Regions from separate parts of the Mus musculus genome. Here regions 1, 3 and 4 are each linked to region 2. A link is a loop called in an ENCODE intact Hi-C map of the cell type or tissue named here. Cell type or tissue: left cerebral cortex. All regions are shown on one strand. Region 1 overlaps Rft1 (RFT1 homolog). Region 2 holds the start of Actr8 (ARP8 actin-related protein 8). Region 3 overlaps Dcp1a (decapping mRNA 1A). Region 4 overlaps Cacna1d (calcium channel, voltage-dependent, L type, alpha 1D subunit).

Evidence for each region. Peaks named below come from ENCODE experiments on the same cell type or tissue, not always from the same donor. Only the 100,000 strongest peaks of a DNase experiment are listed, where the experiment ranks them.
Region 1: a loop joins it to region 2, with 3 times the contacts of the local background. A loop is called at or near these places in 3 of 42 quality-filtered maps.
Region 3: a loop joins it to region 2, with 2.5 times the contacts of the local background. A loop is called at or near these places in 3 of 42 quality-filtered maps.
Region 4: it touches region 2 in a loop (2.4-fold over the local background); 2 of 42 quality-filtered maps call a loop at or near these places.

Annotation. Positions count from the first base shown.
Region 1 is chr14:30,667,574-30,675,573 of GRCm38, forward strand. Rft1 (RFT1 homolog) reads left to right here. Exons shown (of 13, transcript NM_177815.3): 7 at 6,597-6,675. Among named protein-coding and RNA genes, the nearest start is that of Rft1, 17 kb to the left of the region's middle. In left cerebral cortex, a CTCF peak has its summit at 4,588 (motif pointing left); DNase peaks (open chromatin) are centred at 3,734, 4,189 and 4,566; H3K27ac peaks cover 1,289 bases.
Region 2 is chr14:29,977,578-29,985,577 of GRCm38, forward strand. It overlaps Actr8 (ARP8 actin-related protein 8), which reads left to right and starts at 760. Exons shown (of 13, transcript NM_027493.3): 1 at 760-1,011; 2 at 5,022-5,192; 3 at 6,453-6,563. The coding sequence starts at 889. In left cerebral cortex, a CTCF peak has its summit at 3,086 (motif pointing right); DNase peaks (open chromatin) are centred at 808, 1,081, 1,483, 3,099 and 1 more place; H3K4me3 peaks cover 1,487 bases; H3K27ac peaks cover 889 bases.
Region 3 is chr14:30,512,775-30,520,774 of GRCm38, forward strand. Dcp1a (decapping mRNA 1A) reads left to right here. Exons shown (of 10, transcript NM_133761.3): 6 at 210-323; 7 at 6,145-6,903. Among named protein-coding and RNA genes, the nearest start is that of Gm35566, 32 kb to the left of the region's middle. In left cerebral cortex, a CTCF peak has its summit at 3,707 (motif pointing left); DNase peaks (open chromatin) are centred at 3,744 and 6,578.
Region 4 is chr14:30,093,809-30,101,808 of GRCm38, forward strand. It overlaps Cacna1d (calcium channel, voltage-dependent, L type, alpha 1D subunit), which reads right to left. Exons shown (of 47, transcript NM_001083616.2): 26 at 6,889-7,035; 27 at 5,234-5,435; 28 at 3,114-3,272; 29 at 1,510-1,620. It overlaps Gm52106 (a long non-coding RNA gene), which reads left to right. Exons shown (of 3, transcript XR_003951103.1): 3 at 1-1,095. Among named protein-coding and RNA genes, the nearest start is that of Gm52106, 25 kb to the left of the region's middle. In left cerebral cortex, CTCF peaks have their summits at 3,643 and 7,986 (motif pointing right); a DNase peak (open chromatin) is centred at 3,647.

The DNA of each region.
Region 1 (8,000 bases), 690 kb after region 2:
ACATGACTACTTTCCCATCAGACCAAAGGAGAAAGCTGGATGCTGGCATGCAGGAGTGAAGCCTCATCATGTTCGACCCCTTTTCCCTCTCTGGCGGTTTGTCTTGCATTTCCCACTCTGATGGGGTCAGTGCTATTGCCAGCCTGGAACCAGAGCCTCTCAGGGGACAGGACACCACGTAGCTGCTTCATGCTGGGCTCCTGTCTTTTTCTCAGCACCTGTTTGCTGGTTTGTTGTTTGTTTCTTTGTAGTAGAAGGGTATCTGCTTCACTTCTCTTTTGTGATTACTTGAGAAGGTAGCAGATCTGTGGGAACAGAGGCTCTGAATTCATGGAGTCCTGTTACACAATGGTAAGGAAGGCCCAGGTATTAGATGTCAGAGCCTGCTGTGTTCTCACTTGTTAGCAAGGAGTGCTCCGTTCTCATCAGCTGGCTCTTAGCAGACCTTAACCCAGGACAGTTTTGGCCACCACTATGTCTCATTTGTGGGTGTAAATGGCTAGGATTCCAAATTAGAGGAGTCTCTCCCACACTAGGGTCTCCCAGTGCCCACTGTGACCTGACCAGCTTTTCATATTGACCAGCCTCTCTGTTCTCCAGCATGTTTTGGAAAGGAGTGTTTGTTGAGTTGTTAATAGTTTCTTTACATGCCCAGTAAGGGTGATAAGGACCTGTTCCTTATAAGGTTTTGAGGGCCTAATGAGATGGAGCCTGTATAGGCTTAACCGTGGCCTGGCACAAGTCGGTATCACCATCTGAAGCAAGGCTAACACCATTGGCAGTGGTGTGAGCACGTTACAGTTTAACTGAGAGTACCTGCACCTGTATCCTTGGGACAGCTGCCCCAATCCTGAAACGGCTGACTCCATGATTGGTGTGATTCAGGTTGCAGATAGCCAGGAAGGGACGTTTCTAGGCCTCAGAGAGTTTCCTCTTGATTTGGGAGGCAACAGGAGTAGAGCTGAAGCCTGCAGACTCTGGCTTTTTGTTTGTTTGGTTTTGTGTTTTTGCTTGTTTGTTCTTTTGCCTGGCCAAGTGCTACCTCTTGAGCTCAGACAGTCTTTTCTCATCGTCTGAGTTGGTTGGGACTGTAGACTGCAACTACAGACTCTATTTTTAAAGTGAAACCATTGGCTTCTATGGCTCATGTAACTCCTCTGAAGACGTCAGGAGCTCCGTGAAGCTGTTTGTATTTTGAAAAGAACCATGTAAGATGATCGTGATAGCACAGGCCTCTAAGCCCAGCTACTCTAGAAGCAGAGGCTGGTGGCTAAGAGTCCATGGAGTTCCTGGGCTGTCTGGGGAGCTCAGGACTGCCTGACAGCTTAGAAAGACTCTGCCCCAAGGTTAAAATCAGGAAAAAGTCTGAGGATATAGTAATGTCTGTAAGACCCTGCTCTCGTCTCCATTTTACAGATGCGAGAGCTGGTGCTCAGAGGAGTTAAGTGACTAAACCCCAAACCAGACAGCTTGTTTTGGATCCTCTTCCTTGTAATTGCTTTCTATGGACCATGTTAGGTCTGTGTGGTTAACCAGTCTTCCAAAAGAGTTGGGCTTATTGACCATGCTAGTTTTTTATTTACTTAAAGATTGGGAAGTTCCAGGTAGAAAACTTACTCAGGCTTGTTATTTCTAAAGGGGTAAAGAGAGGAAGGGGTCTTAGGCCAGGTGTAGTGGTGTGTGCATTTAATCCCAACATTTGGGAGGCAGGTAGATCTCTCTAAGTTCAAGGAGGACCAGCCTGGTCTGCATAGTGAGTCTCCACCCCCAAAACAACAACAAAACAAAGAACAAGAAGAGAATAGCCTGCATTCAGCTCTCCCACAAGCGGCATACCTGCGTGGCTCCTTGGAGCAGCTCCTCGGTAAAACTGCTTACAATCATCTGCAAGAAAGATCAGCTGGACCAAATGTTTCGGTTTCCTTTCCTAGTCTTTTAGAATTACGGGTTTTTTATAGGTATTCATTTGGATTTATAATAAGCTAATGGTACCTCAAATGATGACCACTGTTTATATTCTTTGGCATGTCTGAGTAACTTGAAATATTTAAGTAGAGCTGCAGCGTTCACCACAGCAAGCGTGTGTTCCACATGAGTCCATGCTGAATTGCTGTGGTGGAGACCCGAGACACTCGCCAACCACACTGCAAGACTGCGTTTAGTGCCATCAGAGCAGACGGTCAGGGTGGATGGAGAAGTCTGTCTGGGATCTTTTAGGAAGGCTTCCTAGAGGAAGCTGCCTTTGAGCTGGAGCTGAACATGGGTGGGCAGAAGTGAACAGTGATGTGTGGTGATGCATGGAGCCACAGGAAGGAAACAGATGTGCTCAGGCCTGCTCTGTGCCCCTTGCTGGGTTGGGATTGAAATATGGGGATAGTGGGGGGATTGAGTAGACCAGTCAAGGAGAGGAAAAGAAGGGTGGGTGGAGCTTATGAAGGGAGGTGGACATGGCATGTGGCTCTCAGCAAGTGGCAATGACTTCAGTAGAGTGGAGTGTGAACTTGTTGGAGCAGTAGAACTTACAGGTGGTTTGGTTTGCTTTTAGAATGCAAAAAGATTTGCCATTTTTAATTTTTAAAAATTAAATTTGTTCTTCAACAATTTTGTACATGTATAGTACTTTACTGAAAGGCTTTCCCTGTCCCAGGTTCCTACTACCCTCGTCCACCCTGCCATTTCCTACAGACCTCTTTCTCATTTCATGACTCAAATGGCCACATTCTCAGTCCCAACCCTGAGTGCCCCGTCCACCCTGGGTGTCTGCTCCAAGGACACCAAATGATGCAGTGTGGTTGGCGAGTGTCTCAGGTCTCCACCACAGCAATTCGGCATGGACTCACACTGAAGACACGCTGGCTCTGGTGGACTCCGCAGCTTCATTTTATTTTGTGACTCACTGAGTTTAGCAGGGGTGAGGGCAGGGGCTTCTGTGTGGCTGTGGGTTTGGAGTTATCATTGGAACCAGGTGGGCATATGATTGCAGACAATGGTTCTCCTTCTCCCAGAATCTAACAGGGCCTAAGGTAAGCCAAGCTAGCCTTTAACTATGTAGCTGAGGATGCCCTTGAACTTATGAATCTCTTGTCCCTACTTCCTGAGTGCTGGGTTACAAGCCTGGGCTGTCACACACATCTGAAGGTTTTGAATGGTGCCATGTAGAGGAGCCTCGTGGTATCTTGTTTTTCTGTCATTCAGTCCCCTACCAGCTCCATCAAATAGGATTTGTCTCTTTTAAGACAGGGTCTCACCATGGAGCTGGCTAGGCTCTTAGTCCCTCCTGCTTCAGAGTTTGAGCGCTCTTACTACAGGCATGTGTCACCATGTCTAGGGGATCTTAAATATGAGGTATAATGTAATCTCATTTTGCAGATGATAAACCAAGACTTAGCAAAGTTAACTATCTTGCCTATGGCCGTTGGGCTAAGTCAAGAAGCAGTTTAAGCCCTAGACTCTAAGCTTGATGCCAAAGTCTAAACCTACAGTAAAAGGACGCACTAGGCAAGTTGTAAGTGAGACATCTCTGTGGGAGACACGAAGTGATGAGGATGGTCCTGAGGTGGGCAAGTCTGGGGCCATCGGTGGCCTGTAAGGACTGGGGTAGGAAGAGAAAGGGGGAAGGAGAGTGCTGTATGGGTGGTGGAGGCGATGGGCTGTGGCCTCCACTTCTCAATGACTTGTCAGTGTGGGAGGCACACGGCTGATCATCCTGAGTCACAGAGTTTGGGAAGGGAATGGTGACTCAGCAGGATGAGCCTGGTTCCTTCTCAGCCTTCCCTACAGTTACTGCCGATCCATCACCTTTCACCTCCCAAGCCTCAGTGTTCCCGTTAAGCACAGTAAGGCTCTAGAAGGTCTGCTTAGGAACAGGGTGCAATCGCACCAACCCAGCTTTGTAAACCAGTCTCCTTCACCATCCCAGCAAGACCCCTTCTGAATAGAAGGGTACAAGTCCCCAGAAGTTGCTTCTTTTCTACCCGTCAGTGGCCTGAGAACCAGAGCCCCAAAGTGGACTTCCTGTGAATGTGTCCTTAATGAGCACTTCGGCTGTTGTAAGCAGTGTGGCCATCGACACTGAAGCATTAGGAGAGGAAGTCCTTTTATAAGCTTCCAGATTAGAGTCGCTCTCCCAAGGACTTTCTCTTTAGAAAGCTGAATTATTTCCCCAAACACATTTACTACTTACTGGCAGGCAGGCAGGCAGGCAGGCTTCAATAGGAGCATAATGGAGTCTGGGCAACTGGCTCAGACCTCTAATCCCAGCAATGAGTGCGAGGAGGAAGAATACTTGCAGATTTTTGCGGCCTGCCAGGGCTACCTAAGTGAGACTGTCTTGGCGAGACACACACACACACACACACACACACACACACACACACACACACACACACACACACACGACCCCAGAGCCAGTGGGCGGCAAATTTCAACTTTTCATTTCCTTTGAAAACAGCACAGATCCCTCAGGGGACTGTGCCAGTACAGGGGGATGTGAAAGAGATCTATCTATGCCTTCACTTCTCCAGAGCGGCCCAGGGACAGATCTGTCTGAGTATTCCTGGTCCACAGTGCCCTCTTGTGGTGATGTCTGGCAGCTCTTGTTCTGGGGAAAAGCAATGGTTGGGCAGTGTTAAGCTCAATGTCTTCTGCCTGGAGAAGGCTTACTTCAGGGCTAGAGATGCCTTGGCACCTGCTCAGAGCTCACTGACTTCCCGCAGACAGTGCAGTCTGGGAGGACTCAGGCCTGCATTCTTCTAGTCTATAAGAAAAGAGAAGAGGAGTCAGGGCTGAGAGGAGCCCTGCGTTCTCAGAGGTGCTCAGGTCGTCTAACCTGAGCTGCATGTGACTGTGAGCATTTTGGAATAATTAGAATTGAGGCGATAGTAAGGTTAGAATACACACTGCAGTTTAAAGGTTAGAGTAGAAAAAGTAACGTGAAATGCTGCCTAATTCTTCATATTCAGCACACGGCAAAAGTGGTATTTTGAGTTAGTATACTAACACTGGGAAGCAGGATGTGATGGTGTGCCTATAATTCTAGCACTAGGTAGGTGTGCAGGCGGATCAGGAGTTCAGCGTTATCCTCAGCTTAGCTGCAGACTGAGTTCAAGGCCACATGGGCCACATAAGACCCTACCTTAAAAATAGGAACAGGCTAGCTCATCTGTTAAGGTTTTTGCCTGGTTTCAATTTCCAGCATCCTATGAACCAGGTATGGTAGTGTGGACTGTGATCCTAGCACTGGGAGCTTGAGGCAAGAGGATAGGGTGTTCAAAGTCATCCTTAGCAAATCAAGTGGCTCAGCTGGTAAAGTTGCTCTTGCCAAACAAACTTGGTAACCTGAATTCAAACCCTGAAATCCATGTAAACAGAGGAGGAAAAAACTGGTTCTACAAAGGTGTCCCCTGACCGCCACACAGGTACTGTGGCATGCATACCTACCTGCCTGTATTGTGTGCACACACATACACACACACACACACACACACACACACACCATTTTGTTTTGTTTTAGCCAGACTTTTAGCTACTTTATAGGCTCTTATTTCTATCACCCTTCTCTCCCCTTATCCCTTCCAACCCCCAACACTAAGTTGTAGAGGAAGGCTAGAGAGGAGAGGGAGCATCGGTATTGTTAGACGACCTCCTGTTGTTTAGGGTGTCAAGGTCCTTGGGCAATTTGGATGTTTGTCAGAATATCTCCAGCCAGCAGCAGAGGAGTAGTGGCTGCCTTACCTGTCTCAGGGATCTAGCGTTTTTATATTCTCTCAAGAGCCTTCAGCATCCTGTCATATACTTGCAGAAACTATCTGCAGTTGGCAGGATCACAGCCCTGCCAGAGCACGAGGCAAATCATAGTCTGCCGCTATGGACAGTCTAAAGCAGCCCCATATCCCATGCCTGGAATTAAAATAAAAACATATTCCTATAACATTTCTATGTTTTTAAAGAAACCAAAATTCTCACTACAAGTTTTAATTAGCTAGGTGTGGTGTTGTATATTTGTAATCTCAGTAGGCCGAGGTAGGAGGGTCATAAATAAAACCAGCCTGGTTACATAGTATAACGACTAATATTGATTATCAACCCAACAGGAACTAGAATCATATGGGAAAGGAGCCTCTGGGCGTGTCTAGGTTAGGTGAGTTGGGATGGGAAGGCCCAACGAGCTGGGATCTGGAAGTTTCCGTCCATGGTCAGTTGGTCCTGAGGCTCTGGGCCCGTGTCAGGGTAGCACACTGTGGCAGAAGTGCATGGCTGAACAAAACAGTTTTCCTCCTGACAAGGAAGGGAAAGAAGAGAAGGGGCTGGGGTCCCACACTGCCCTTCAAAGCACACCCTTGGTGGCCTAAGCCCTTCTCACTGGGCACCCTTAAAAGGCTCTGCCACCTTCCAATCAGGTCAACACATGGCCGTAGGAAACATTCACGATTCAAATCTTATCCGTCATATACATTTTCTGGTATGTTTGGATGTCTTCTATGCTCTTAGCACTGATTGAAGAGTCAGGGGAAACTATTCAAGTTGGGGCCGTATGGACTGCCCAGGCTTAGATCTGAAAAGCTGGAGATGTGGTTTTATGCTCATTTTTCTTTCAGGCATTTGTCAACTGGAAGGAGGCAGGATTGGCTTGGAGCTTCTTCAAACAGTCGTTCTTGAAGCAGATTTTGACAGAAGGTGAGTAAAGCAGAGTTCACATTGAGCAGTTGGGAGATCATAGAAGATACAAAAGGATTCCACGGGACTGCTGACACCAGAACACTTGTCTGGGGCCCGCAGCAGAGGACCCTTAGAGATGTGCTTGCTCTATCTGCTTTTAAATAAGATAGGGAACCAATATTTATTTAACTTTATGTTTTACTTAAGTTGTCTGCCTTAAATCACTCCACAGCCTTACAGAAGATAGTCTCTCCCTCTGTGTAGGGATGTGGAATTGAAATCCAAGTCTTTGTTAGTCAGCTTCCTGTTACTGTGGCAGATTACCCAAAGTAACCAGCTTAAAGGAAGGAGAGGTTCAGGGTGGCCACAGCTTTAACTCACGGTTACTCGCCTTTGTTGCCAAAGTGAAGCAGTGTGTCATGGTGCTAGTGTATGCAGAGAGGCTGTTGTGTGTCATGGTGCTAGTGTATGCAGAGAGGCTGTTGTATGTCATGGTGCTAGTGTATGCAGAGAGGCTGTTGGGAAACAGAGTTTTAATATGTCCTTCAACAGTATGCTCCTGTCACCTGGCTTTCTCCCTCTAGGCTCTATCTCCTGAGGGTTTCAGGAGGACCATGGGCTGGGCTCAAAGCTTAAATACATGGAAACGCTTTATACTTAAGCTGCAGCAAAACCTAACTGGAAAAGCCCATAGTAAATCATTTAAAATATTTATTATAAACGTGTATTATATGGCAGAAAATTAGAGAAAAACAAAATCTCATTATCAGATCCTAGCTTTTTATACATTTTCCAGCCATTTTCTGAACGGTTCTGTTTGTGGTAGTGAGAGCATATATGCTTCCACCCCACGTTTCCTGTACACTGTGGGTGCTGAGAACAACCACAGATAAGCAGCAAGCATGGCCTCAAGGAGCTTCTCTTGCCAAGCCACTGCTGTGAAGTACTTAGCTAGTGCATGGCTGTGGGCGGGGCTTGGAGACTTAGCACAGGCTCTGTACGGGCCCTTGTTTACTAGAGCTCTGTTAAGAAGCCAAAGAGGAAAAGAGATGTGAACATCTGAGAGGTCTCCTGTCCAAGGGAGCTCATGAGGAGGAGAGCCCATTGTCCTGCCGGAGGGGCCTGAAAAAACCCATTGTAGAAGGCTAAGATACTCCAGTCAGTCGGGTTCAGACTGAACCAGGATGACAGTGTGACAGACAGGGTGAGGCTGAAGAAAGGAGGCCAAAAAGAAAGCTGGAGTTAGTATATAAAAGGCCTCCAGTGCAGAGTTAAGGAGCCTCCATGCTTTGCAGGTATTAAGGAACTATTTGAAGACGTGAACTCAGGATTGACAGGGGATT
Region 2 (8,000 bases):
CTTGTCATGCCCTGTCCCACCTCCTATGGTGAATGGGAATTAGGAATTACATATTTGCCAGGAGGTGGTAACACATACCTTTAATCCCAGCACTTGGGGCCAGAGGCAAGAGGGTCTCTGTGAGTCCGAGGCCAGCCTGGACTACAAAGTAAGATCCAGGTTCAGCCAGGGCTTCATAGAGAAACTCTGTCTCAAAATAAAAGACAAAAAACCAAATCTGTATTTAATCTTAACTTTGCAATGATTTGTAGAAATCTTATGTATAGGTATCAAATGGGTAAAGGCATGAAGTTCAAATAAGTTACTCAAGGAATATGTCAAGAAGAGACCGAGTCCCAAAGAACCCAATCAGAGGCCGATCTGAGCAGGACCAACGAACTGAGAACTAGCAATATTATGGAACCTCTGAGTGAAGACCTGTGGAGTCAAAATGAGACTGATGAACCTCAGACTCGCGCGGAGCACTCAATTTATTAGGGTTAAGTGAGATAGCTTAAGCCTTTAACTTCTGTGAGTCTAAATAGGAAGTTCCAGGCTAGCCAGGGCTAAAAATAAATTTAATTGATTAACTGTATTACACTGGAGATGTAGCTCATTGGTAATAGGAACATGCTCACTATTCAATGGTGCCTGGGTTCAATCCCCATCATCACCAAAAACAAAACAAAAACAAAAACAAAAAAAAAAAAAAAAAAAAAAAGGAAAAACCAAAACTCCAACCCTGTCATGCCCTCCACGTTCCCAGAATTCTCTAGGGGCGACGCCGGTGGCGGCCATTTTGACTGTGGGCAGCCAGGGGACGCCGCGCCTGCGCAATGGTTCTCCTCTGACTGCTGTGGCGTCGGTGTCCCAGAGCCCCGGGGCTGGTGGTGGTCCACGGTGGCAGAGATGACCCAAGCCGAGAAGGGGGACGCGGAGAACGGGAAGGAGAAGGGCGGGGAGAAGGAGAAGGAGCAGCGCGGCGTGAAGCGGCCCATCGTACCCGCGTTGGTCCCCGAGTCGCTGCAGGAGGTGAGGTGCAGGGGGCTGGCCTTGGTTAGACCACTGCTAGCCTGGGCCTCTGCTGCTGGCCGGAGCCCAGGGTCCGGGCGGAGCCGGAAGCATCCGGGTCCCCTCCCATAGGTTCCTTGTGCAAAGTAGCGCGGTGCAGGGCAAAGCCAAGGCCGCGGTGCACAGCCTCCAGGTCTCAGCTATAAGACGTCACGATTTAGCAACGGCCTGGCTCTCAGGGACGCCAGCAGATATTCAGGGATGGTTAGGGCTCTAACCAGTTTCTTTGTTTGCAAATCTCACAGTGCAAGTCATTTCACGTTTAAAAGCAGGAAAAAGGTAGCCTTTCCTTAAATAGACATGAATAATATGGCAATAACAGCACAAGTTTAAGTAAACAACTTGGAGCAGCATGGCTCACACTCTCACTCACCAGGGCTTACTGATAAGTAAAGGAAATAAATTCCTATAGGGAAATGGGCCACGGCAGTGCACAGCTCCCAGAAGAAATAGGGAAGGATCGGCCGTTGAGGATTTCCTGTGGACCATTTCAGAACCTTCTTCCTCTCCCATAGGTGGGTTGAAATATCTAACTGGTAGGGCTGCAGTAAAATGCATAGTGTGGTGTGTGGGATAGGCTAGTTCAGAGGACCCACAATGTCTCTCTTCCAGCCTCGACAGGAGGGCAGAGGTCCCAGGAGGCTAGAGATTTAGGGTGAGGTTAGAATGGTTTTAGAGCTATGCCAGGTTTATCTGCATTTCTCAACCTGTGGGTCGTAAGCCCTTTGGGGGTTGCATATCAGAGATTTATATTATGATTCGTAACAGTAGCAGAATTACAGTTACGAAGTAGCAACAAAATAATTTTATGGTTGGGGGTTACCACAACATTAGGAGCTGTGTTAAAAGGTTGCAGCGTTAGGAAGGTTCTGGGGAAGAGAGACTTGGATCTGGAGAGGATGTGAAGGATTGGAGACATAGCTGTTTAGAATAGAGAAAGACGGTAGAGATTTTCAGTGTCCACACAAGCTCGTAACCCAGCGTCTTCATCGAAGCTAGTGGAGAATTTTGGAGTGGGACGCTAACTTGATGGCGTTGTGCTACAACGTTTTCGTTTGCAGAGCTTACACTTGAGAGCCACTCAGCTGAGTTACCAATAAAAAGGAAAAAACAAAACCTTACTGTTTTAAGCACGTCCAGGTTTACAGTTTTATGGTGGATTTCAGATTGAACAGTTAGCGTTCTCTAAGGCCGACAGTTCTACATCCAGGCTGCCTGACTAACTCTGGCATCCTCACAAGAACTTGATGAGGTGTAGGGGGCTGCATCAGAGCAAGTGGCAGGCTGAATTTATAGCATATCTTCCGGTCCCTTTTCTACACTCCAGTGAGTCTCGTCACGTGCTTTGACTATCCCATACCCTCTGGGGCACTTGTGCTTCATGGACGTTTCTCAGTCTTGGGTTAAGGAATGAATAATTTCCAGGAAATGATGAGTGGGGCATACTACTAGGTTTCTTTCCTAACACATTAAAATACATAATTACTAAAATAAAAATTGTCCATACTTAACTGCATTTTCTATTCTTTCTTTCTTGTTTGTTTGTTTATTTGTTTGTTTGTTTTTTCGAGACAGGGTTTCTCTGTATCGCACTGGCTGTCCTGGAAACTCACTCTGTAGACCAGGCTGGCCTGGAACTCAGAAATCTGCCTGCCTCTGCCTCCCAAGTGCTGGGATTAAAGGCATGCGCCACCACACCCGGCTTCTCTAGATGTTCTTCGTTCACGTATATACTGAAGCCCGTGGGTTTTTGATAACGTCCAGGTGTCCCTCATGTGTTTTGCCCTTTCGATTGGCAGATGTCCTCCATAGCACAGTGACACTGACAGCATGTACTGAGACTGGGTAGGAAACAAGACAGACACGCCCTCTTCACTAGGGTTTGTTGTACGTCCTGGAAAGGAGGAAGGCTCTACGATCATATAATGAAGGGACCATCACACTTACTCTGGGTGATGTTTAATTCATTCCTGAGGGGAGGAGTTAGATGGAGCTGAAGGAGAGAACCTTGCCAGCAGAGGGAGCTGCGTTGCTGAATGCTCCAGAGTTGTTGAGTTTTGTCATCAGCAGAAGTCTGGATTGAAGCTGTGCAGAGTGGCACATGTGTAAAGCAGAACTTGGGGTCTGGGTTGAGAGGGTTTGGTAGACTGAAAGGACAACCATTCTAGAACAAGGGCTGGATGGAGCAGTTTAAGCCTTTGTATTTGTGAGCCACAGAAATGTTGTGAGAGAAACTTACGCGGCGAGGTCAGCGTAAAGGAGGTACCGAGGACTTGGGCTGGGATTGTGGATCTCAATTGTGGTCTTGTTTTCTTTTAATAGAAACTCTGTGGGGGTGGGGGTGTGTACACATGTTAGTGCAGTACCCATGGAGCCCAGAAGAGGGCATCAGATTCATGAAGTTGGAGTAAGTGGTAGTGCGCTGCCTGATGTCAGTGCTGGGAACCAGTTTTCTGCAAGAGCAATGTTCTTTACTCTTGAGCTGTCTGCCTGTTCCAGATTCCCTGCTTACAGAGGCATGGCCAAAGTCTCCTTCCCATACTCTTGCTGAAACTTTGAATGCCTCAACAAGTTTGGGGGGTGGCGGGCAGAAGTTTTCCCAATCGAGCTTGAATTCTTCCCCCATGAAAGTTATAGACTTAAAATAGCTGTTCTGTCCAAGCCACAGCCATTGCCTTACTCCTTTGGATTTGTTCTCGTCATCAGTTTTCCTTCACTGTGCTGACGTACCAGGACAGTTGCGAACTCTGACTTTGAACCCCAGGCTCTTGCCAGATCAGGCAGACAGCAGGCAGAGAACCTAGGTGACAAGCCCGTGTTGATGAATATTGCTTCCAGCATTGTGAAGCAGGACTGTGCTGATGTTATTTTCTCCCTTGAACTCCTCAAGCAAACTTGAATGATCGTATTAGTCATCGCAGAAGCTGTCTCAGCTAGCCAACCCCTAAGCTGCCTGGAGCTTCTGGGTCTAAACAACTGGAGGAAAGGCGAGCCCTTCCACTTCTCCTCAGTCCCCTGTCTTCTCTCTCATCTGAGTGTATTTCTTTTTTTGTTGTTGTTTTTTTGTTTTTCGAGACAGTTTCTCTGTGTAGCTCTGGCTGTCCTGGAACTCACTCTGTAGACGAGGCTGGCCTCGAACTCAGGAATCCGCCTGCCTCTGCCTCCCAAGTGCTGGGACTAAAGGCGTGCCCACCACGCCCAGAGGTACCGAGTGTATTTCTTACTAAACAGAAAGTTCTCTGATAGTAGAGAGTCAGCCTTTACTACCATTCCACCTACGTTTTCTGCCATACAAAAATGCCCAATAATTATGTATTAGTTTGCACTGGAGGACTTTGGTTTCATCCATATAAGTAAGGATTTGTGAAGTCTGTGCCGTGAGTCAGCTCAAAGGAACATAGAGAATTTGCATTAGAAGAACAACTGTAATCGGATGTCTCTCAGCTCCTTACTGAATGGTTTTCTGGCTTTTCCGTCCAGTAGTCTGTGCTGCCTTATGTCAACTTGACATGAGCTGAAGTCATCAGAGAGGAGGGAACCTTAACCAAGAAAATGCCTCTAGAAGATTGGGCTATAGGCAAGCCTGTAGGGCATTTTTCTTAACTAGTGATTAATGTAGGAGGGCCCAGCTCATAATGGTTGGTGCCAACCCTGGGCTGGTGGTCTTGGGTTCTATAAAAAAGCAGGTTGGGCAAGCCATGAGGAGCAAGCCAGTAAGCAGCATCCCTCCATGGCCTCTGCATCAGTTCTGTCCTGTTTGAGTTCCTGTCCTGACTTCCTTCAATGATGAACAGTGATGTGGCGGTGTCAGCCAAATAAACCCTTACTCCCAAAATGCTTTTGTTGTGGGTTTCATCACGGCTGTTGTAACCCTGACCAGAACACTGTGTTTGCAGGAAACGTCCCATGATGTCCCTATGTTGGTCACCTATCACTGTCATCCTAATTCACGTTTATCTCTCTGTCTGCAGCAAATCCAGAGCAACTTCATTGTTGTCATACACCCAGGTTCAACAACTCTAAGACTTGGCCGAGCCACAGATACACTTCCGGTCAGTGTTCCTCACGTCATTGCACGAAGACACAAACAACAAGGGCAGCCCCTGTACAAGGACAACTGGCTCCTAAGGGAAGGACTAAATGTAAGTCAGAGAGTGGGAGCTGGGGATCAGCCTGGGGTTGTTTCCATTGGAGGGGAGGGGAGTTGAGATACCCAAGTGTCTCTGGGAATCTTGAATAAAAATCTTCAGGGTTCTATTTTATAAAAGTAATATCACTCGGGGGCTGGAGAGATGGCTCAGTGGTTAAGAGCACCAGCTGCTCTTCCAGAGGTCCTGAGTTCAATTCCCAGCAACCACATGGTGGCTCACTGTAATGGGATCTGATGCCCTCTTCTGAAGACAGCCACAGTGTACTCATATACATAAAATAAATTAATAAATCTTAAAGTAATATCACTGAGGGTTGCAGGTATAATTTTCATTTTAGCTAGTTTCATTGCCTGTTACTGTGATAAAATACCCTAACAAAAGCAATTGAGGGAGAAAGGGTTTGTTTTGTTCACAAATTCATGCTACAGTCTACCATCCTGGGGAAGTCAAGGTGGCAGGAACTTGAAGCAGCTGGTCACATTCAAGAGAAACAGATGTGTGTGTGTGTGTCTGCGTGTCTATGGCCGTGCATGCGTGCTCAGCTCGCTTTCTCAGCTCTTAGTTCAGGCATACTGCCTAGGGAATGGTACCACCCAAAAAATAATTTACAATATCAAAGTAACTTGAAATACTTCTTGATTTATTAAAGATATGTAAAGGACTGTGATTTTTCTTACAGAATCAGAAAGATAAGCATTATATGGAGATATGAAGTTTGTTGGGGATACCTTTTTCTTTGAGACAGGGTCTCACAGTGTAGCCTCAGCTTACCTGGTACTCAAGAGACCAGTCTGGCCTGGAACTCATAGAAGTCTGCCAGCCTCTGCCTCACGTGCACCACCCTGCCTGGCAGTAATTCGAATGGTGTTGAAAATTTTTATCGGTCACAAGACACTTGAGGTTATAGGCTTTTTAGCAGGGTTCCATTTTGAATTTTTGTTTGCTTGCTTGATTGGTTGATTAATTGATTGATTGATTTTTCGAATAAAATATGTCCTTATTGTCCAGGCTGGCCTTTTTTTTTTTTACTCCAGATTCCCCCTTCTCAGCCTCTCTAATACTTGGATGCAGGCGTGTAGTGCCACATCCAGCTCTGGCAACCTTAAGATTACCATGTCTACACAAAGATTAAAGAGATGCTACTTGCCGATGGGAGCTATCTATCCATTGATGGATGCATTGTAGCATGCCTTGTTGGTTTCTCTTTTCACTAAATAGTTTGTACTAATGATCTCTCATTTCTCTCTCCAGAAACCTGAAAGTAATGAACAAAGACAAAATGGCCTTAAAATGGTGGACCAGGCAATATGGTCTAAAAAGATGTCAAACGGTACAAGGCGGATCCCTGTGTCACCAGAACAGGTTCGGTCAGCATTTCCTTCACGTTGAGTATTTTTCCACTTCTCTCGATATAGCTGTGTGTTGCGTGATGATGGGATGTGTCATACATCCCTGGAGGAGTTTGTGGTCCATACAGTAGTGCCTATGACAGAAGACAAACTACTGCATCTTCTGCACACCTGGGCTCTATGGCCTAGCCCTATTGCTCCAGCCTCCACAAGTAAACAGTATGTCACTATGCAGAATTCTGTACCCAGCATTGTCACAAATATGTTCGTATACGTAACACTTAAAACAAAATAGCGTAGGGACTGCAGAGTTAGTTCAGTATGAGAGCTGTGGCTGCCCTTGCAGAGGACCCACATTCAGTTCCCAGCATCCACACGGCAGCTCACAGCCATCTACAGCTCCAGTTCCAGGGGACCTGATGCCTTCTTCTGGCCTCCCAGGGCACTGGGCAGGTATGTGGTACACGGACATACATGCAGGAAAACACTCATACACATAAAATAAAAATAAGTAAATTTTTGGGGGGAAAAAAACCAGAGCACAGTGTACAGCTCTAGGGTACTTGTGGAAGCTGCCCTCGGTGAGTCAGGAGGGGAGTGGTGGGTAATTGTGGAGGCCTGGGACGCTTCTGTCTCTTACTGTAGACTTCAGAAACACCATACACCAAGTTTATTTTCTTTAATGTCTTCAATAATAACTTACAAACCTTAAAATGTTCCAGCTTGTGTGGAGAAGGGTTTTGTTGGTTTGATATGTTGGAAAACAATGCATGTACAGAGAATTGAATCGTGAAAAAGCATGAACTCAAGCAAATGACTCTGGGAGACAAGATTTGGGCGCGGTAATCCCTGTTACCTAAACGTGGGCACTGCACCCAGAGGGGTGTGCTGGTTGCTGAGAATGCAAGACGTGCTTTCCCGGCAGCACCACCGTCCACAGTGATGACTTCATGCTCAGCGCAACGGAGGAGTGGGTGTCCACCTCCAGTGTTTGCTGTTGACCTGACTCCCCCAGGAGAGAGGGCGCACCTGACCTCAGGATGCAGGAGACGCGCCGCACGTCATAACTTTTCCCGAGCATTGTGGAGCTATAAAAAGTCATTACAGCCACACTCGATTTTTAAATTTTTTTTCCACATTTGAGCTTGTTAAAATTCAGACACACACCATCCCAAGCCCACACAGTTTCAAGATGACAGATATCACCATCTTGTCCTATGGGAAAGTCTTCATGGGCAATAATGCGTGTGTAACAGTCCATTCCTATATAATTGCTCTTTCCTGCATTGCCTCCTGAAGGACTTGCCTCAGGGCTGGTCTGTTTAAAACTTTAAAAGTGGATAGATATTAGGAATACACCCCCCACCAATAAGTAGTGAAGACTGAAACATGCACACTCATTTCAGAGTCATGCGTTGAGTGTGATTGTGTGTGCTGTACTGTTGTGTGA
Region 3 (8,000 bases), 540 kb after region 2:
GGTTGGAGCTACCATGCATAGAAATAGATTCTCTACTTTATAGAAATGCTATTGTAGAAGTTAAGATGAAAATTGATAGAAACAGTTTTAGGAGATTTTTTGTGTATTTTTTTTAATTAAAGTATTTTCGATAACTTCAAATGTGAACCAGACTTTAGATAGCAGTCCTTTTTCAGATGATAGACTTTTTCTTTTAATTCTTTTCCAAGAATCAGATGGGCGGCTCAAATATCTCCAGTCCTGGGCTACAGCCAAGCACTCAGCTCTCTAATCTGGGAAGCACCGAGACTCTAGAAGAGACACCCTCTGGGTCACAGGATAAGGTTCGTACAGTTAAAGCCCTAGCTTTGTCAAAATAGCAGAACAGCACCATTTCATAAGGATTTGAACCACTGTGCAAGCTTGGTTTATCACTTGTCTGTCAGATCATATGTGTGACATCATAATGACATATACCCAGCTCACTTCCCAGGCCATGAAACTCTGATGCGGATTATGCAGTAGCCTCCTCTCTGGTCCCCTAGTGTTGCTCTTGCTCCTGCCTTCCCTGTGCTCAGCCAGGCCAGCAGAATGATCCTGGGAAACAACATTCACCCTCTGCCTTGAGGGCCTCCGTGGTGTCCTGCCTCACTCTCAGTAATGGACCCTGCTTCCGGCCCGCCCCTCTCCCTGAGCCATCAACTCCTAACTTCTGCCTGGCTCACTTAGCTCCTGCTCAACCAGGACTGTGACTCAGTGGTTTCCCTTGGCTCTCAGTACTTTTCTCCTGTGACTGTGTCCGTTTTCTTCTTCTGCTCTCTCATAGCTTCTTAGTTAGGGCCTGCTATCACCCCTCTGCCTTCCGTCCTCTGCTTGCCTTATTTTCTTACTGACTTTCATTAGCTAACGTGCTTTGGTTTGGTTTTATCCACTGTCCCATGCTAAAGGGACCTGCAGTTCCGTTTGCTTGAGGCTTTTTTGGTTTTGGTTTTGGTTTTTTGAGACGGGCCTCACTGTGTAGTCCTTGCTGTCCTGAAACTAGCTTGTGTAGACAGGCTGCTCCCTACTCCTCAGTGCTGGGAGGAAAAGGGTGCACACACACACACACACACCCCCAAGACAAGCAGTTTTCTCTGCATGTTCAAGGCTGTGTCTTGGTTTTTTTGGTGTTTTGTTTTGTTTTGTTTTGTTTTGTTTGAGACAGGGTTTCTCTGCATAGTCCTGGCTGCCCTGGAACTCACTTTGTATCAATGCTGTGTCTTTAGAATTATAAATATTTATTGAATTGATTCATTCTCTTTATAACTGGTGGTCTGATAAAACAACAGATACACTAAACTTCTGTTGACTATATGTAGAGTGGTAAGTAGTTGAGCAGGAGCCAGATGTGGTAGTGCACACCTGTAATCCCAGCACCTCGGAGACTGGACAGGACAGTCATCTACTGTCCTGTTTGAGACCAATCTGCTGTATTGTATAACTTCTACCAGGCCACCTTGGATAACAAAAGCAGACAGATTCTATCCCATAATACACATAATACAGAAATATTCCGTGTACTCATCCCTATTTCTATTGAGAACATCTACTTGTAGTGTGTGTGTGTGTGTGTGTGTGTGTGTGTGTGTGTGTGTGTACACCATCTGTAGTTCTGTCCTGTGGATGGTACATGCCCATAATCCCAGCCTTTGGGAGGTAGAGAATGACCAGAAGTTCAAGGTTGACCCTAGATTATACAGGGAGTTTGAGGCCAGCCTGGGTTATTATATGAGACACTGTCTCATAACAAATGAAAAACAAGGGTGGAGAGGTAAGGGAGACTTACTGGTATACGTATATACACGATTGTAATATAACAACCTTGCTAACATGTATATTCATGCTAATAAAGACAAATTTAGATACTCATACTTAATTCATAATAGCCAAAAACCTGCATACAACCCAGATATACTTTAATAGGGAAATGTTTCAAAATGGTTAGACTAAATTACACAGGTTGTTCCTAATCTAAAAACCCACAATCTAAAATGTTCCCCACCCCAGAATCTTTTAAAATCCAATGTGAGGCCACAAATGAAAATGAATGTCATGTCAGAGGTCAAAGTTAAAACAGAAGCAGACAGAAAAATATTTTGTAATTTTACCGTCGGGCCACATCTGTATGAAACACAAGTGAATTTCTGGTTTAGATCTGGGATCCACTCTAAGATATCTCAGAGAGAGAGAGAAAGAGAGAGTGTGTGCGCGTGCGTGCGTGCGTGCATGTGCGTGTTTTCTAAAATGTATGTTTTAAATATATTCTATAATATATTTCTAAAACCCTAGGAAACCCTCACATTTTAAATGCTTCTAGTCTCATGTATTTCAGGTCTGGGATACTCAGTATGAACTGCTCTATCAACTAATACAACTTAGCAGGAAGGACAAACCTGGGCTGGGATGCTGCTTGTCCGGCATGCATGGGTTCCAACCTTCTAAAGGAGAGTGGGAAGGAAACAAACTGGATATATACAGCAACTTTAACAAGTCTCTGGCACTTATGCTAAATGAGAAAGACTCAAAAGACTACATATTGTGATTCTATTTGCTTAGCATTCACATTCTTGATTTGAGCTGGGCGTGGTGGTACACAACTTTAAGAACTCAGAGGCAGATCTCTTCGAGCTGGGGTCACCTGGTCTATACATCGAGTTCCAGGACAGCCAGCGCTTGAGAGACCTTGTCACAAAAAGCCAAAATTCAGCTGGGCGTGTTGACACACGCCTTTAATCCCAGCACTTGGGAGGCAGAGGCAGGTGGATTTCTGAGTTTGAGGCCAGCTTGGTCTATAGAGTGAGTTCCAGGACAGCCAGGGCTACACAGAGAAACCCTGACTTGGGGAAAAAAAAATAATAATAAAGTAACAAAATACAACAAAAAGGAAAAAGGGAGAAATGAAAAAGATGGTGGTAGGAGAAGAGGGCATGCGTCTTTATTAGCATGGAATATACATGTTAACAAGGTTGTTATATTACAATCGTGTATATACATATACCAGTAAGTCTCCCTTACCTCTCCACCCTTGTTTTTCATTTGTTATGAGACAGTGTCTCATATAATAACCCAGGCTGGCCTCAAACTCCCTGTATAATCTAGGGTCAACCTTGAACTTCTCATCATCCTCTCCCCACCTCCCAAGAGCTGGGATTACAGACATATACCACCATGCCCAGCTCAACAAATTTGTTTGCTTTAGCAGAGTGTGGGAAGTGTGCACACGTGCATGCAGGTACTCTCACACACGTGTGCATGTGGCAGGCAGGACTCCTCAAGTGCCATTCCTTACACTCTGTCTACCATTTTCTCTTATCTCATTTTTAAGCAGAGTTTGTCGTTAGCCTGCAGCTTGCATGGCTGGCTAGTCTGGCCAGTAAGTCCCCGTTATCAGTCCATCCTTACCAACCCAGTGCTGGAATTACAAGTATGCAAATGAGTAGAAGAACCACTTGTATGAAGACTATGAAGGCTATGTTGCAAGACTGTCTCAAAAACACAAAATAAAATAAAATTGCAACTTTTTTCAGCTAAAGCCAAGGAATTACAAAGCATTGTAATTATTATGATATGTAATGATATATTATGAAAAGGCTGTGTAATTGTCTAAAACTATTGCAAATCCCTAATCCGCCCTTACACAGAGAGTTGCTCTATTTATTTAGTGATGCTGCCATCTAGTGCTGAGTGGCAAGCAGATCATGCTGCCAGGCCTCAGTATTAAAGTCCATTTCCTGGGGCCACAGAGATGGTGCAACAGTACTGTGCTTGTGGAGAGAGCATATGGCGGGCTTTGGATCCCTAGCAGCACATAAGAAGCCGGGCTTGCTGGCATTCGGGCTTGCTGGCTTCGTGTTGTAGTCCAGCACTGGGAAGGCAGATCGCTGAGTAGACGCGTTCTGGTTCATTGAGAGACCTTGTCTCTTCACGGTGAAGAGTGAGGAATACATCTGACATTGACGCCTGGCCTCCACATACATGCACACATGTGTACATCCACATGAACTTGTATGTATACCACAAATACAACTCACGCAGAAATAGACTTCACTTTGATAATTCACCATTAAGTTCTCTTGGTTCTCTTTCCCCAGTGTGTTTCCTTCTGTTTTTATTGAATTGAATTGTTCCTACTCTCTAAAATAGAAGTATGGCTTCTTACCCGGAATTTCTTTTTTTTTTTCTTTTTCCACGTTTCTTTTTTATTATTATTGTTGTTGTTGTTATTATTATTAGGTATTTTCTTCATTTACATTTCAAATGCTATCCCAAAAGTCCCCCATACCCTCCCCCCTTACCCGGAATTTCTGCAAAATAACCGTAGCACCTTTAGTTTTCAAAATAAATCTATGTAAACAAATGTTGACATGTATGTGGAACGGTACGTTGCTTACGACTCACATCAATTGCACTGATGAATGTACTGCGCTCTAGTACTTTGCTTTGGTTTTCTTTGTCTACATTGGGCTGGGTTGGATTGGTTCTCGAGGATGGTCTCATCTAATAGAGTACGGAGCTCAGTATGGAGCTGAAGGTGACTCTGAACCTCTGAGCCTCTGTCTCCGTCTCCTGAGTCTACTATTACAGTGTGCTCTACTCACAGCTTAGGGGGGTTGAGATTATTTTGTTTTGTTTTTATTTTCTGGGGGCGGGTGAGGAGGGAGGTAGGATATTGGTCGGTTGGTTGTCTAGTTTGGAAACATGCTTTGTTGCCTTGGATTACCTTATATTCAGACTAGTCCTCCTGCCTCAGCCTCCCCATCCTGGGATTATAGGGATGAACTACCACATGCACGTTTTAGTTCATTTTTTGTCACAGAATCTCTAGCCGTCTTGTTTCAGCATAAAGAATAGGTTTGGTTTTTGGCTTTTGGTTTTTTTTTAAACTACTGGGCATTCAGTAATCAGGAAGCTGAACCAGAATTGTTGAAGCTTCAAGGCCAGCCTGGCTTCATAGTAGAGCTGTGAAATAATTGTCACAGTTACATTTGTGATTATATTTTTTTATGTTTACAGTTATGTAAATTTTCCAGTTAGTACTTGAGAATAGTGGGATCTGGAGAATGTAAGACTATGAGGGAATGAGCCTTGTGAATTGATAGGATACTATTGTTGTTACTCCTGTAATTTATAAAGGGATTTGGATGTAGACTCACTGTAGGAGGATCTCTCTGAGTTTAAGGCCAATCCAGTCTACATAGTTCCAGGACAGCCCAAGCAGTGTGGAAAGACCTTGTCTCATAATACCAAACACACACACACACACACACACACACACACACACACACACGCGCGCGCGCGCGCGCTCCAGGTTCAGAATCTCACTCTAAATATAAGGCCATAGCAAAAAGGGATAAAAAATATATTCTTTATGCATGTGCATATGCTAGGTAAGAGTTCTACCACTAAACCACTTCCCCAACTTCTTTTTTTTATTATTATTAAAGTTTTATTTACTTAATTTATATGAGTACACTGTCGCTGTCTTCAGACATACCAAAGAGGGCATCAGATTCCATTACAGATGGCTGTGAGCCACCATGTGGTTGCTGGGAATTGAGCTCAGGACCTCTAGAAGAGCAGCCAGTGCTCTTAACTAAGCTGAGCCATCGCTCCAGCTCCCACACACACAAACACACCTCTAAATTCAGTGTAAATGTCTTCCTTTTTCCTCAGGATTCTGTAATTTGAGGGTGTAGGGGAGTCATGACTGAGTACTGAGTGGTTAAAGTTGCCTTAGGTGTTTAGGATCTGCAGTGCAGTGCTAACGTTCTATCAAGAACAATAAAAGTGAGCCACTTAGAGTTTGGTCCTCTCGCACTGGCATCATTTGCCAGTGTGTTACTAATGTGGACACTCGGTGTGGGTAACTTTGTTGTGTATAGCCCCAACCTTAGCCACATTCACCAGGGGAAACAGAGTAAATGCTAAAACTGTTCTCCGTACGGAACTTTGTCACTCTACAGACTTTGCTAGAAGGTGGTCTGAGCCCTGCTGCACCTCAGGTTGCTCCAGGCTGTTTTCATCCGCTGTCCTTGCTTCTCCATATGTGCACATGATGGAAAAGAATCCTAGTTACATTGGTTTCTGCGCCTCTCTTTGATTTTGTCACTTGCTTTTGTTTTTCAGTCTGCTCCGTCTGGTCATAAACATCTGACAGTAGAAGAGTTATTTGGAACCTCCTTGCCAAAGGAACAACCAACAGCTATGGGTCTAGAGTCAGAGGACACAGACAAGCTGCTGGGAGATGCATCACAGAAAGAGCCCAGCTCATTCCTCCCATTTCCCTTTGAGCAGTCAGGGGGAGCCCCTCAGTCTGAAAACCTGGGTATCCATTCTGCCGCTCACCACACAGTTCAGCCTGAAGTCAGCACCCCAGTGCTGATCACTCCCGCCTCCATTGCACAGTCGGGTGACAAACATCCCCCAAGCTACACACTCCCACTGAGCCCTGTCCTCAGCCCCACTCTGCCAGCTGAAGCTCCTACCACACAAGTTCCCCACTTACCTCGGAATAGCACCATGATACAAGCAGTAAAGACCACACCCAGGCAGAAATCTCCACTCCTGAACCAGCCAGTCCCTGAGCTAAGCCACAGCAGTCTGGTTGCTAGCCAGAGCCCCTTCAGAGCCCCGGTGAGCCTAGCAAACCCAGCTGGCACAGCCCTCCCAAGCGTTGATCTGCTTCAGAAACTCAGGTTGACCCCACAGCATGACCAAATACAAGCACAGCCGCTTGGAAAAGGAACCATGGCGCCCAGCTTTTCTTCGGCAGCTGGCCAACTGGCCACCCCTGAGAGCTTCATAGAGCCTTCTTCTAAGACAGCAGCAGCAAGAGCAGCAGTCTCAGCCTCCCTGAGCAACATGGTGCTTGCTCCAACCCTCCAGGTAAGACAGGAGCAGGAGGGCATAGAGAAACAAGACTACAGAGGCCTCAGCTTTAAGTGACATGAGACTTTGTGTGTGTGTGTGTGTGTGTGTGTGTGTGTGTGTGTGTGTGTGTGTGTGTGTGTGTGTATTTTGTGCAGCAGCCATACCCAACTAAAGATGATGTGTGTGTCTGTCTTGTCTGTCTATCTGTCTGTCTCCATGGTCTATAACTAAATTTGCTCTGTGGGGTGAGGGGGCCCTGTCTGTCTATCTGTGGTCTGTAACTGATCTTGGCATGTAGACTTGTACGCAGGTGTATATGCATGCGTGGGTTTCCAGGTTCTGTAGTAACTCAGATTTGCTGTGTAAACAGACCTGGAGGAATTTGCATTGGAAGGTGACTACATTGTAGTTAAGGAGTGTGAGTTATATTTCAGACCTTAGGAAGGCATTGAAAGGTTCTGAACGAAGAGTGACTTGTTGGTAATGTCAGAAACAGGAATCTGGCCACCTGTTCCAGGACAAGCTGTCAATCACTTTGCCTGAGCAGTAGGGGCCTGGGTTGAGCACTGTGGACAAGGAGATTTTTAAAGTATCCGGTCAGGGAGGCTTCGTGGTCGATTGGTAGAGAGGGTAAAGGAGAGGTTTGCCCTTCAATAGCAAGTTTACCAGGGAGAAAACGAGCAGAGTGTGATGATCACATGGCCACAGCTGGAAGGGAGTGGGGTGTGCTGCTCTGTGACTGCTGCCTGCCTGTCAGTATTTGGGTCTGACACAAGAAGGAAGGAATGATGTGCGCGCGGGCAGGGCCTGTGCTGTGTGTAGGTGTCACGGGCCAGGAGTGCTCTCGCTCCTCTTCCTTTGCTCTGATGGACTGACTGCAGGAAGAAACATATGAAGGGAGTTTGTTTGGGTTTCTGGTTGTGAGGGAAAGGGTTGCCCCACCTCTCAGTTGATCTGGAAGCTCAGGTAATGATCTGCACCTGCCTTCTCCATACTCAGCACTAGAAGACAGTGACGCTCCTGCATGCTGCTTGGCAGAAACCACTTACATATGTGTAAATACTCATTTACATGGCAATAGCTAATTTTAAGATCTTCTTGCCTGATATAGT
Region 4 (8,000 bases), 120 kb after region 2:
TCACATGCTGTGGGATGTGTGTGTGTTCTCCTCAACCTGGACAAGCTCTCAAACCTTGCAGAGCTTTATTGCCAGGTACAGGGTTGATGGGAAATGTTCCATGGGAATGTCTCATGTACATTTCTCAAGAACCTTCCACATTCTCGCTCTGCAACCTCTTCCATCAGTTCAGACAAATATTGTTCAAAGAAGAATAGGAGAGAGAGAAGCAAACCCAAGTCTCCAAGGAGGATCTGATGGACTTGGAAAAGGAGGGAATGTTTATGTATGGACAAGTCACAGTACGTAACATCTAGCCATGCGTAAGGTGCCAAATTTGACCCCACTGCAATCACTGCAATTAATCACTTACAAAATGTCCTTTCTTTTCGGTCCACAAAGATCCGATTAAAGATTGCCTAAGATTTACTTCAAATTAAAGAAAGGCCCAGGATGGAGTTCAAATTCTGTATAACTATAGCGTACGTGAAACCAACCATTTCTGAAGCCGTGTTTGTTGGCTACCTCCACACAGATTGAAAACACCTAGGACCAGGCTCTGTCATTCTCTCTTCTGAGAGTCATGGTCTATTCGAGGAAGGAGACCCCACTAGTCAGCTCAGCTCAGCTCCTCAGTCTAGGGCTTTAGACTGAAGGCATACCATTGCTTGAAGATGGTGGTGACGGTGTAACTGTGGCAGCAATGGTCTCCAGTACAGCACAACATAGCAGGCACCCTTTCAATACGGTATGTAACGGCCCCTACACCTGGACTATGGATATCCTCATAGAACAGAGAGAAAGCTAAAAGGGCGGTGAAGTAACTCATTTAAACCAGCAGAATCTTATCTCAGATGCCTCACAATTATGCTCTTTGATGCCGAGCTATATGGTTTGTTACATCACAGCCTTCAGGCTTCGTGGGACAGAACTGATCCCTCCCAAAGAAGACGCAATTCGCGCATTCCTTCAACATAGTGTAGCATGGGTCATGCCTCATTTTCTTACAAGCAAGGGAAACTTTTCTAAATCCAACAACAACAACAACAAAATATGGTGGACGAGTAAGAGGTACTAGAACTTTCCATACACGGTTAAAAAAAAAAAAAAAAAAAAAAAGGATGCCGCAGACAGCAACAAATAGAAGCTGTCTTCCTGCTAGAGATCTCAGAGTGAAATCAGGGTCAATTGTTTCTGATGATTATCAGACAACCCCTCAGTGCTCAGATAATGAGCTACGCTTTCCTGAGACAGCATGACATACCATTCTAGACACAGAAAACCAGGTTTTACAATGATCATCAGCTTACAGATCCTTAATTCTCTTCTCTCTTTTTCTCAGAACTGTTTTCATAAGGGTTTTGGGTTTTTGCGCATTTATTTTCCCACATGTATACAGACGTCCTAATCAGATCTTGATGTTCTCAGATGGTAGCCTACTTAGCTAGCAGAAGAGTTAGCATAATTCAGTAACATGAGGCTGAAAGGAAGCAGGCCCTTCTTTTTTGTAAAGCAGGGCCAGCAACTTACCTTGGGCTTGAAAGCAATGACTTTCAAAACCATCTCAACAGTGAAGACCCCTGTGAAGACCATGTTCAGAATGTCCATGGCATCATTGAACATCTTGGACTGCTCATAGTGCTGTGGATGAAGGCAGAGGTACTGATGTCAAAACCTCACGATCTCATCTGTGCAATGGGAGATCCCCTGACATTTGCACCCCAGGGTCATTTCCCACCCTCTTGTACAGCATCTTCTGCCAACATTCAAGCCAGTACACTGCAAAGGTCATATGGTGAACTTCCCCTAAACATGGGGAGGTTGTGGGGGGTGGTGGTGGTTCATGACACAATGAGGATGTTCCGATGATGGAGGAAATAAATGCCCATTCTTTCAGTTCAGGATAAGGGGAAGCCACCCTTTCTCTGTTGGGAATATCTCTCAGGTCCTTGTCTAACACACTGCAGATATGATGGGTAAAGGTAGAGTTTGAGTAGTGATAAATCTTATACTATTTAGGTTTATGTCTCATTAAAGGGAGTATTACTGGGCTTCACACTCTCCCCCAGATCAGCACACAGACCTTTTCATTATAAAGTGTAAAACAGTGTCTGAAAATGTTGCTTGACTATGGGCCTGGCTTCTACTGAGAAACGGAGGGTTTGAATTGCTTAAGTTCTTCAAGCCTGGACAGAATCTGGTTGTAGACCTTGGTCCTGGCTTCCTGACCTAGTGTCATATCTATCAGACAATAACTTCTTAAAGGTTCACTGTCATCACTGCTCTGCAATCTGACTTGGTCAGGATCAGCAAGAAGTTGCTGTAATTCAGGGCAATATTGCAAAAACTAGGAAATCACGCACTACCGCACCAGGAGCCCCTAAAGTCAGGAATGTAATTTCGGTTTTCCTTTTCAATATTTAGTGCCGCTGGGGCAGGTTTAGACCAAAGTGTCAGACTTTAGGGCTAGAGAGACAGCTTGAAGGTTAGGAGCACTTGTTCTTACAGAGAACCTGGGTTCGGTTCCCGGCGCCTACACGATGGCTCACCGTTACCCATAACTCCAGTTCCAGAAGCCCTCTTCTGACTTCTGTGGGCACCAGGCTCACACATGGTGCCCATACGTACATGGCAGCAAACACTCACACACGTAAAATTAAATTAAAATATCTAAAATTAATTTCAAAGTGCCAGACTCGAAGAATTCAGCGGAATCCTTTGCCCTGAGGTAGATGTGGCAGGTCTCCCATGTTACTCATAAAGACAGTGTGGCGTGAAGTAAGGCTCTCATGACCACCAGCTGGTAAGGATAGAGCCAGGGCAGAAGCTGAGGTCTGCATGGCATCGGGGCTTTGGTACTCAGTTGCTCTTGGGTCCCACGATCCATACTGAATAGCACACATAGGTTCCATGGGAGCAATACCCACAGCCATCTGCCCAGGCGGAGAAACGTGACCTTATGTGTCTGCCGTGACAACAGTCAGGCAGAGCAGACCTCTGGCCACACTGGTCCAGGATTATCAGAAAGTCAGACCCCTTCTCCTAGGAGGTGCAGCATGCTGCTGTCGGGCTCTGGGGTAGAGGGGACGTGGGGCACACCTAGACCTGGCTCCCGCCATGATCTCCGTTCTTACCTGCATGGCCAGGCAGAGCGTGTTGAGCATGATGAGGACGAACATCATGTATTCGAAAGGCGAGGAGTTCACCACATACCAGAACTTGTACTGGTATGGGTTTTTGGGGATGTATCTCCTTAAGGGGCGTGCTTTCAAGGCATATTCAACACACTGACGCTGCAAAGGTAGAAAAGGATGATAAAAAAAACCGAGGGGGTTTTGAGAGCTTCCAGGGAAGGAGCACATAGTGGCATCTTCCAAGAAGAGCTCACTCTGGCCTTCCAGGAAGTGACCATGAGCAGCAGTGAAGAAGCCCCATGGGGTCTTGAGGAGAATCTAGCATTTGCCTCACGGTGACTTCAGAAGTAAGTGGAGCAGCCACTGTACTGGCTGGGACCTGTAGACACAACTCAGGCAAATTTTGCTGAGGCTCTGCAGGGTCTCTTAGGGGTGGGTGTTGGGGGGACTTAGATCAAGCAAGTCTTGTTAGGACCTTTCCTCTCTGTCAGCAGGTGGTGATACCAGGTCGTCCACAAGAGGAAGCCACCTAGTGGCAGGCATGAAATCTTCAAGAGCCTTCGAGGCTGAGTTTACTTCCTGAGGTTGGAGGCTCTCTGGATACTCTAGCAGATCCACAGAAGATGCCTGTCCAGGCTTACGGGAATGGGAGCTTACTGCACTCAATTGAGCATCTCCAGAGAATGGTTAGTAATGAAGGGTAGGTCGAACTGAGGTTGGCTCTAAACAGAACACTGTCCTTCTACTCACTCAGGGACGGACACTAGTCTCTGTCTGGAGCCGGCCCTGAGGGAGCCTCCAGTTGATCTCAAGGCGTATCCCTGCCCTGCTCCCCCACATCTGTGCTCTAGACACAGCAGGCTTCAGACAAGTTTTCTGTGTTTGTGACTCAGTGTCACTCTGACTCCAGAGACACCATATTCAAGACTATTTGGGACTTGGGGTTCTCAAAGACACCACCACCCCTGCATAGTTCACTTGGCTATACCCTCACTTGGGTAGGCAAAGAGATAAGCCAGATTTCCCCCAGATTATCACTGGTAGTGTATACAAGGACACACTGGCATAGGAAAAGTTCTTCCACAAACTGTGTCAACTCACCCATCTTCACATTCCCAGGTACCACTTGGGCAGAGATACCTCCTAAGGCCATGGCCACCTCTTTAATAAGCATGCACTCCCAGACCAACCTCAATCATCTAGTTACCATAAAAGCAGAGATGCCCCTTACAAAAGACAGTGGGGAGTCTCTCAGAAGAGACTTCCAATCTCATATGCTAAAGGTTCAAAAGAATGTCTAGGGGCACCTCTTTCTTTCCATCATAAATTATTTCTAAACAAGCTAAGGGGACAAGACCCTAGGAGCAGAGCTGCACCTAACGTCACAGAGCAGGTAGAGCAGAGCAGGGCCAGAGAACAGGCTCCCAGGTTCCTGGCTTTATCATAGTCAGAGCCAAGGCTCCTACTTCTACCAGATCAGCTAAGACAAGAAGGGGAAATGAAGCCAACAACTTTAGTGCCGTATTCAAAGTTTCTGACTCTTCCTATCAAGTGACAGCCTATTTCAGTTGAAGGCAATTGTGGTCCCTAAAAGACACCTTGCAATCTCTGGGAATATTTTCTTTCCCTACTGGAGGAAATAGATTCCAGTGTGTTGAGTGGGTAGGGGACCCGGATTTTGCTTCCTGCCCTACAGTTGCGCTTTGGAAGCACAAATGCAAATGAGCAGCTCGCTATATGAAGAACACAAAGATGAAGAAAGTTTATAGCGAGTATATGCTGAAGAGCCTCTCCATAGGGGACTGTGGAAGCTTACATGAGTGAACTCCTGCTCTGAGCCACATTACCTACTACACAAGAGTCTAAACCATCACCGGTCAGCCACCATCATGGGTTATACCCTCAGCATTCTCTAATTACTCATCACAAGCGTGGGGATTGTTTTCCCCAGTAATAGTCTAGTCTGTGTCTGGTGACTAACTCTACAGAGACTCAACGTGGCTGACAGTGTGCTCTGAACAGGGCCTGAGCCCTCTCCTCTGGGTAGAGAAGGCCACTGAGGGAGGAGGTGCTCTGCTCTTGCATGAGGGACAGAAGCACAAACAGTGTATGACATTAACCTGATTTTTGTCCAGCTCACAGTTCTTATACTCTTTTTCTCCCTGTTCCTGGAAGGTGACGATGACGAAGCCCACAAAGATGTTCATCATGAAGAAGGCAACGATGATGATGTAGATGATGAAGAAGATGGAGATCTCCACACGGTAGTTGTAGACAGGACCAACGTTCTCACCGTTTGAATCAATAGCTTTGTACAGCAACCTGGAGGACAGGAAAACTAGGTAAGAGCCCCACAACCCCACAGTCCAAGTAGCTCAGCCCACTGCACTGCCTGATGCTCCCAGAATTCATCTGCACAGTCACTGTGTGTATTGGGGGAGGGACATGAAGGCCTCTGAACACAGCTGGGTCACTGAGGCCTTAGGCCTCAGGCGCAGACAGCTGGTATGTTGATGAGAGGTTACCCAGATAGAATCATTCAAAGAATATCTGGAGAACTGAGAAATCAAAAGAATTTCACAAACAGTCAGCAATGCAACCTCCCACGAAGAGATAAGAGATAAAGTGAATCACATTGACATACTGAAGGAACTGAAAATTGTGTGTGAACTGACAGATACCCTGCACCCAAACAGAAAGTTCCAACATACGGCAGAACTCTGGAGAAGGACACCACCATAAAACACCCCAACTTAGACTAGCCCACTCGAATGCAGCCCAGGACCCCAGCCCATGGTAAAAAGGCATTCACATCTCTCCTTTCATCTTTACTTCTCTCTAGCAGGGCAGATATCACCACCACTCCCTTTTTATCGAGGGTCAGAAAGGCATCTGAGTGCCAAGGTCACAAGGTCACCAATGCTCAGCAGCAGAGTCCAGGGCTAGGCTCTGGCCCTGTAGCTCTGAGCCCCAGGCTGGTTCACATCCTGTCAGCTGCCTCAGTGGCTAACTGAACCCTGGCAGCCAGCAAGAACCAGCCTGGGCACTCCCCTCCTCAAGCTCCTCTGGGCATGGGGCATGTGAAGAAAGGTAGAAGGATATCCGAGGTTCCTTCTTGCCCTTTCTTTTCTTTCTTTTTTATGTTCTGGGATCCACACTCAGCCAGATCCCAGCCACGCATCCAGATTCTCTTCTGTACTAAGTATGTCTATGAAACATTTCTACTAGCTCTGGGCTCAGGGCTCAGAGCAAGCACAGTGCCTCAAACATTCGAGATCTTCCACATTGTCTAGCACAGCATATTGCATGGGGTTTACAACAAAGGCGTAATTTATGAATGAATGTATAAGCACCTCCATGAAAGAAAAGTGGCAACTGCCCATGGCTGGCACACACATGAATACTCATTCTGTATCAAGATGAGTGGAAGAGTGAATGGCAGTTTGGATGCTGTCAAATCCTCTTTAAGAGCATCAGAAGGGCAGCTACCAACAGAAGTTTATACAACAAATGTCTCTTAGGACCTCTTTAACCACACCCAGAGATGCTGCCCAGGTACTTCCCAGAAGAAAGACGCAGATGTTTAACACCTGCCTGTTCAGATGGAGGAGCCATGATGGGCAAGAAATGATGACAATTTGCCCAGCGTTAGTCACAGGCTAGCTCACTAGCTGTGAAGAGCAAAAGTCGCACCTGCTCAAGGAAGGAAGACAGCATGGAGTTGCTAAGGAGCAGATACGGACCTTGTGGGAAATAGAACATTCTCTATACTCACGCGGGCCAGCCCTCAAAAGTTGAGACTGTGAACAGCGCCATCATAGCCGAAAGGACATTGTCAAAATTGAAATCACTATTTTGCCAGATCCTCTCACGGACCACAGGACTGTCAACATCGCCGTCCTTATAAAGAATGAAAAGCCCCCTGTAGAGGAAAGGCATTAGAGTCATCCTGGCTTCACGCATGACAGTATTAGTCCCACGCTAGAACATTACATGTAGTCTCAGCCAGGCCATGTACCTGAGCACAGGCCAGGTGGAGTTTCTCCCCTGCTTTTCCCACATTTAATCTGCTCTATAGCTCAAATAAATCCCTAGTATTGTCTAGTGTAAAGTAGGCTCTCTGGGGCAGGAACAGCTAGACAAACAGTGTGGACCCGTTGGCAATTAGCTCTGACCAAATGGTAACTTGTTTCTCACATAAGACAGGCTGGGAACACATGTGGAAAAATCAATACTTTGGCCATGGAGAATTCCATAAACTCTTGAGAAGCAAGCTGGGGTATCTGCTTGTCCACAATCTAGTTTCAACAAATCTCTTCCTTTACATACCATTGATATTACCAATTTTCCTTCCAAAACAATTCTGTAACTGCTGTCACACACCATTTCTTACAGAACTGTACTTGTGGATGGAGCCCAGAGATAAAGCCCGTTACTGTCATTTCCTAACAACAGGCAGCTAGAGGGAAGGACCTGCATAGCCACACTGTGGCTGCACTAATCAACTTGTGTGGTGCTCTGCATCCCCCTGCCCGGGGCTGATAGCATCTTTGAAGATGTATGTAGTCAAAGACAAACTGTACCTGACACCCCACAGCCACGTCATTTATTCAAGGAAGCCCAAACCAAAGCACACGGGGCAGGCAGCTAGACCCCTGCAGGATGTAACTCTAAAGGTCAAGGACATGAGTTTCTGTGGCCATAAGCTCTGGGTAACGTATGCATGGACTGGGAAAATTCCACGTTTGCCGAGCATCTTGAATTATGATATGCAAACATTTCTTGCTGCTTCTCCTTTGTTGACGGTTGTGAAGAGAAATGTGCCATAATATGGGTAAGAATCAAAATAGGACCAGGGAGCAAAGACTGCCAAGTCTTCCAGAAGAG